2 separate regions of the Mus musculus genome follow, and region 2 is linked to region 1. Evidence: chromatin contacts called from ENCODE Hi-C or POLR2A ChIA-PET data. All regions are on one chromosome and are shown on one strand. The core of a region is the stretch at or near the end of the contact, and the rest is flanking DNA. Distances in the headings are between cores, read along the strand shown. Region 1 holds the start of Tsen34 (tRNA splicing endonuclease subunit 34). Region 2 holds the start of Ube2s (ubiquitin-conjugating enzyme E2S).

Region 1 (2,775 bases), core at 206-2,705:
CCAGTCCCTTCCTCTTTTGAAGACAGTAGAATCCCCTTTGAGAACCCAGGCCTCCAGCTCACTCCTCCTTCCAGGACCCAAGAATTAAGCCCCCACCCCACCCCTTTGCCAATGTTGAAATCAAAAGTACTTCTACTTCCATTTATGACCCACACCTTCCGGCCAGAAAAACAATCCTTCACAACACCCCTCTTCTCTGAGAGCCCAGGAATCTGTATCATCCTCACCCTCCTGAGTACATTGGAGCCCTTCTGGGTCCCCAATTTCCTCTGCGTCTTACAGGACCCAGTACTCCCACTCCCGCCCAGCTCGGAGAAGCCCAGCATTTAGCATCCTGTTTTCTAAGCTCTGAGCTCTGGGCTCCTCTTTAACCCGTACCTCGGAGAGAAGGCAATGACCCTGTACGATCTGCAAGCACCTTTCGTAGCCCAGCCCCGCGCAGCGAAGGCCAGCGTGTATCCGATTCTGCCTCGGCAGATCCACAGGCGGTTACGCCACCCAGCCCGGCCACGCTCTGGGCGCTGTCCCCGCACCCCGCCACCCTACGATCTTCGTGACGCCGCCATGCAACCCAACCTGGGCCCACCTGAACCGTCCGTGGGCCAGAAGACTGCGGAGCTCCTTTTCGAGGCCGCCTCGGCTCGCGCCACGCCTCCCCAGCTCAGCACGCCCCCGCACTGCCCGTTCTGGAGGGCGCCGGCAGGGCTGCGCGGTCCAGGCCCCGAGAGCCGCGGCTGTACGAGTTACAGCACCGCAAGAAAGGTACCCAGAACACCAGTCTGCCGCAAGATGCCTGTCGCGATCTTTCTAGGAGGTCCCCGGGCAAAGAGCTGCCAGTACGTGAAGGGGCGGGGTTTCGGGTCAGAGAGGCGGGGCCAAGATCTTCGAGTCCCGTTGAGACTTGAGGAGGAGGGACCTGGAGCTCAGAGACAGACTTTCAGCTTCGGATTCCTTCGGGCACACTCGGTCATTCAAGCCCTCGGCATGGAGTGCCACAGCTTCGGCTTACTTCGGGGATAGCCGAATTCCAAAGTCACGGCTCGGAATTAGATGCGTTTACAAACTCGGCCGGATGTAGGCGGGACCACACACTTCGGCTTGATTCGGAAATAATCGGGTCCAAAAGTCGTTGTGTAGTGTTAGGCGGGCTCAAGAACGCAGAACGAAGTAGGCGGGACCGCATGCTTCGGCTTACTTCGGAGATAGTCGGAATCAGCCGGGGTCCGAGAGTCAAAGAACCACGGGGTGTGGGCGGGATCGCATATTTGGACTTACTTCAGATAGCTGAATGCTTTTTCAGGTCACGGTCAAATGATATTGAGGGCAGCCGTTTTGGCCTAACTTTGGAAATAATCAGTAGACTTAACAGGCTGAGCTAATAGTCTTGAGGGAGGAAGGCGGAGCCACAGAAGACCGGAAAACGGCGAAGGGGCGGGGCCGACATGACTGGTGGATTTGGGGGCGAGGCCAGAGCAATGACCCTCAAGGTCCCATTTGTGCAGACCGGAGTGGCAGTGAGGGCTTTCTTGGCTTTTCCGCTTTGCTGACCTGACGGGATGACGGAGGACGCGCTACGTAGGGCCAGCTCCGCCTTAGCCGAGAGTTGGTGTTGGCTAGGGGTTGACTTATTGCCTCTGCCTGAGGACAGTACGACAGATTGAAAGGGAGCCACGACGCACACTGCACCTCGAGTGCGACTGTGGATTCAATCGTAATTGTGAACTCCTTAAATTGGGTAGGAAGTGGGCGGGGCCACAGCTGGAAGAACGATGGGATCTGGCTAGGGTCGAATGCTGAACCTTTTGCAACTTAGAGGGGGTGGCTGATTCTACTGAGCCGAGATCTCCCGCATGCGTTCGGGAATAGAGTCGAGATCTTCCGAAGGCTGAAACGCTTGCGTTCGGGTAGGCAGGACTCCCGATTGAGCCGAATTTAGGATGCTGGAACATCGAACAGCTGGCGCAAGACAGGACTGGGTTTCTTTTAAAGTCCGACTCAGAATAGGCGGGAAAGGCGAATCTGGGCACTTCGAAAGGGGAGGGGCTGGGCTCCAAGTATTTAGAAGAGGGTGTGGCTTGAGCAAACCACCCTACATTGAGGTTCTGAGATTTGACGGACGCATAAGAAGACACCCACTTTGCAAAAAGGGCGGTGCACCACTATGGCGGGAGGTCTCTCTGAGGGGACGAGAGATGGTGGTACGCTTTGGCAGAGAAGATGGTCACCTGGAGCTGAGGGGGAGCGGAACGGTGGGACCTGGGTGAGGGGCGTGGTCTTAACTGGTCCCTGGGTAGATCTTGGCTGGGGGGCGGGGGGGGGCAGGTGGCAACCCCAGCCCCGCCCCTTGGGGGGTGAGGGGCGGGGTCTTGCGCTGAGGGCGTGGAAGACTTCAGTCGGGTCGGTGGGGCTGTTTGGGTGACCGCGACGCACCCCCACTCCGCAGGAAGATGCTGGTGGTGGAGGTCGCAAATGGCCGCTCGCTGGTGTGGGGAGCCGAGGCCGTGCAGGCGCTGCGGGAGCGTCTGGGAGTCGGGGGACGCACGGTGGGCGCCCTGCCCCGCGGGCCCCGCCAGAACTCGCGCCTGGGCCTTCCGCTTCTGCTGCTGCCTGAAGAAGCCCGGCTCCTGGCCGAGATAGGCGCGGTGACCCTAGTCAGCGCCCCGCGCCCGGACCCCCGCAACCATGGCTTGGTAAGAAACGAAAGGCCCTGATAGTGGGAAGGCCTGGGAGGGCCTGTTGGAAGGTTGTAAACTGGTCAGAATTCCTGTCTTCCTA
Region 2 (2,763 bases), core at 3-2,502, 1.1 Mb after region 1:
GTTTCTCTGTGTAGCCCTGACTGTCCTGGAACTCACTCTGTAGACCAGGTTGGCCTCGAACTCAGAAATTCGCCTGTCTCTGCCTCCCGAGTGCTGGGATTAAAGGCGTGCACCACCACGCCCAGCTACACTTTCTATTTCTGCTTCACTTATATGCATCCTCACGTCTCTGGAAAGTAACACTTGACAGCCTTAATGCAAGCCTAAGCAAAAGGCCACATTTTGTCATAAGCACCTGAGAGGCTGAATCCTATTTGTCCCACAGCCACAAGACAGAAGAAATCTGGTCAAGTGGCCCCTCCCTTCCGTGCTCACACTCACCAGGGCCCTCGATGGTAACCTGCAGGTCTGTGAGATCCTCCTCATTGGGGAAGACTTTAATGCCATCAGGTGGGTCTGCCGTCAGTGTTGTCACCTCCTTGTACACTAGGCGGATGATGTGGGGCGGCAGATTCTCCACATTGGAGTTCTAGGCACGGAGGGAAAAGGAGAGTGAGCAGCCTGAAATAGCTAGGATTAAGGTGGGTGGATACCAGAATCCAGACTTTAGAGGTCCGAGGTTGTCAATCACTGCCTGTCAACTGGACCTAAGATGCTTCTGGCTTTTGCCCCATGGCTGACCGGGACGGTGTCTCAGAAAAAGCTTCTACGTGGCTCAGCGTACCCGAACCTACCCAAAGCGCTCGTTAAGACGCGCATGGGTCCACTACTGGTTCCAGGTGGGCCTGAGGCCTAGCCGGAGCCCTTCCCCTACTTAGGCTTGAAACAACCCCATCAACCGCCGCCCCCCCACACACACCAAAAAGAAAAAGGCTGGACGAAATGGCGGCGGGATGTCTTGCTCCTTAAAACACCCATGGGCGGGCCGCAAGGCGCCCAAAGCCCTCCCCAAGGTTCCGAGGGCTGCCTGGGCTCCCGCACCGTTTGTTGAAAGGCCCTGGGGCCGACTCCTGGCTCCGGACGTTCAGCCATGCCACCAAAGCACTCAGAAGCTGGCCAGAAAACACTTGGGACGCCGCAGTCGCCTCCTCTGCCCGAGTCCCCAACGGCCCCTCGGGCCTCCCGCGTCACTCACCATGACTTCAGCCGGCCGGGGGCGGGTCCCCCCGGCCCCCTTCCTGCACTCCTCGGACCGCCGGCCGGGGCGGGGGGCCCAACTGCCGGCCGCTGTGGCCCTAGCGAGGCCCCCGAGGCCCCACTCCGCTCCCACTAATTCCGACGTCCGCTACGAAACGCTCACAACGTTACGTCTGCTCCTCGGTAGAACCGGCCGCGCGCCCAACACCGCACTTTTATAGCTACTCGCAGGCCCCGCCCCCTCACGGCACGTCTCGACCGCGTACGTCAACGCGCACGTTGCTGGGCGGTCAACGCTCTTTTCTCTGTTCTTGTCAGAATAGTAGCAGAAGTTCGAACCCAGTTTGTGAGGAGTGCTATCACAATGAGGGCTCACGCCGGCTGAGGAGTTGACCTGGGAGAACCAAGCGGCTAAAAACCTAGAGCAGAGAGAAAGGGGGCGCCCGCCGAGGCGACGTGGCCGCTGATTGGACCGTTTGAATGAGACGCCGCCACGACTTGGGGTGCGCGCGCGCGCTCCGGCCTGGAGAAAGACGCGCACGCGACTAACGGTTAGGCAGGGGAAGGGGCGGAGCGAGGGAAGACAGGACTGGAGGGGTTAAAGGGATGACGGAAGGGGCCTTGACCAATAAACAGGGGCGGTCGTGATCTGGACTTGTGGGGCAGGTAGGAATTGAAAGCTACTAATGGGAAGCCAGCTCAGTGTGATAGACTCCAACCTCGACCAATGAAATGTCTCAATTTCTTTTGTGTATGCAAATGTTACGCTGGGAGTCTGGCGACCTCACCTGGAAGCCATGGAAGGGCGGAAGTGTGGACATAATTTGTCTATGGGGCTCCATTTTGTTCTGCGCTCCTGTTATGTGTTAGGAAGCCCTCAAAATCAGGTTGGTTGACTCCGAGGGCTTGGACTTCCTGATCCTCTAGAGTATGACTTGTGACTTTTGCCACCATTGTTTCTGTAGGGGTGCCAGAGGAAGAAGTCAGGGAAGTCTCACGTCCTTATTGAGAGCTTTGTGACTGACCTCCAGACCCCATAGACTTCTGTTAACTTTTTGAGAGACAGAATTTCATTACTGGCCTGGAACTCCTTTTTCCCCCGGGGTCGGGGGTTGTTGTTTTGGCTTTTCTTTTTTTAGATTTATTTATTGTTTTATGTAAGTACACTGTAGCTGTTTTCAGATGGTTGTGAACCACCATGTGGTTGCTGGGATTTGAATTCAGGGCCTTCGGAAGAGCAGTCGATGATCTTAACCGCTGAGCCATCTCTTCAGCCCTTGTTTTGGCTTTTCAAGCCAGGGTTTTTCTGTGCAGGCCTGGCTGACCTTCCTGAAACTCGAGCTATAGACCAGGCTGGCCTGAACTCACAGAGATCACCTGCCTCTACTTCCTGAATACTGAGATTAAAAGTGTATGCCACCATACCCTGGCCTCGTTCCTTTTATATCCATCCTCTAGCCTATGGGATAGTGCTGCCCACATTTAGGTCATCTCTTCCCTCACCCATAATTAACCTCCTGGTCCTGTCCTTACATATACTCCCAGAGGCTCTTACTAACCATGAAGTGTTAATCCAGTTATGACAGCATGGCAGAGATCTAGAGAGAATTAAACTATCTGCAGTAATCCCATGCTGGGGAGAGAACAGACTGAAGCTTTGACTGCAGAGGAGTAGGACCTCATCTC

The links. Hi-C counts contacts between places; a loop is a spot of excess contacts on that map. ChIA-PET counts read pairs that join two places held with the same protein, here RNA polymerase II (POLR2A).
Region 2: a loop to region 1 is called in a map of T-helper 17 cell, with 2.9 times the contacts of the local background. The contact joins the promoter of Ube2s here to the promoter of Tsen34 in region 1. A Hi-C loop is called at or near these places in 1 of 37 maps with a recorded cell type or tissue (T-helper 17 cell). POLR2A ChIA-PET finds 5 or more read pairs at or near these places in 2 of 5 experiments (both embryonic stem cell).

Annotation. Positions count from the first base shown.
Region 1 is chr7:3,692,155-3,694,929 of GRCm38, forward strand. It overlaps Tsen34 (tRNA splicing endonuclease subunit 34), which reads left to right and starts at 1,456. Exons shown (of 5, transcript NM_001164204.1): 1 at 1,456-1,735; 2 at 2,444-2,690. The coding sequence starts at 2,448. Mboat7 (membrane bound O-acyltransferase domain containing 7) reads right to left here and starts at 832. Exons shown (of 8, transcript NM_029934.4): 1 at 587-832.
Region 2 is chr7:4,811,088-4,813,850 of GRCm38, forward strand. Ube2s (ubiquitin-conjugating enzyme E2S) reads right to left here and starts at 1,253. Exons shown (of 4, transcript NM_133777.2): 1 at 1,076-1,253; 2 at 322-469. The coding sequence starts at 1,078.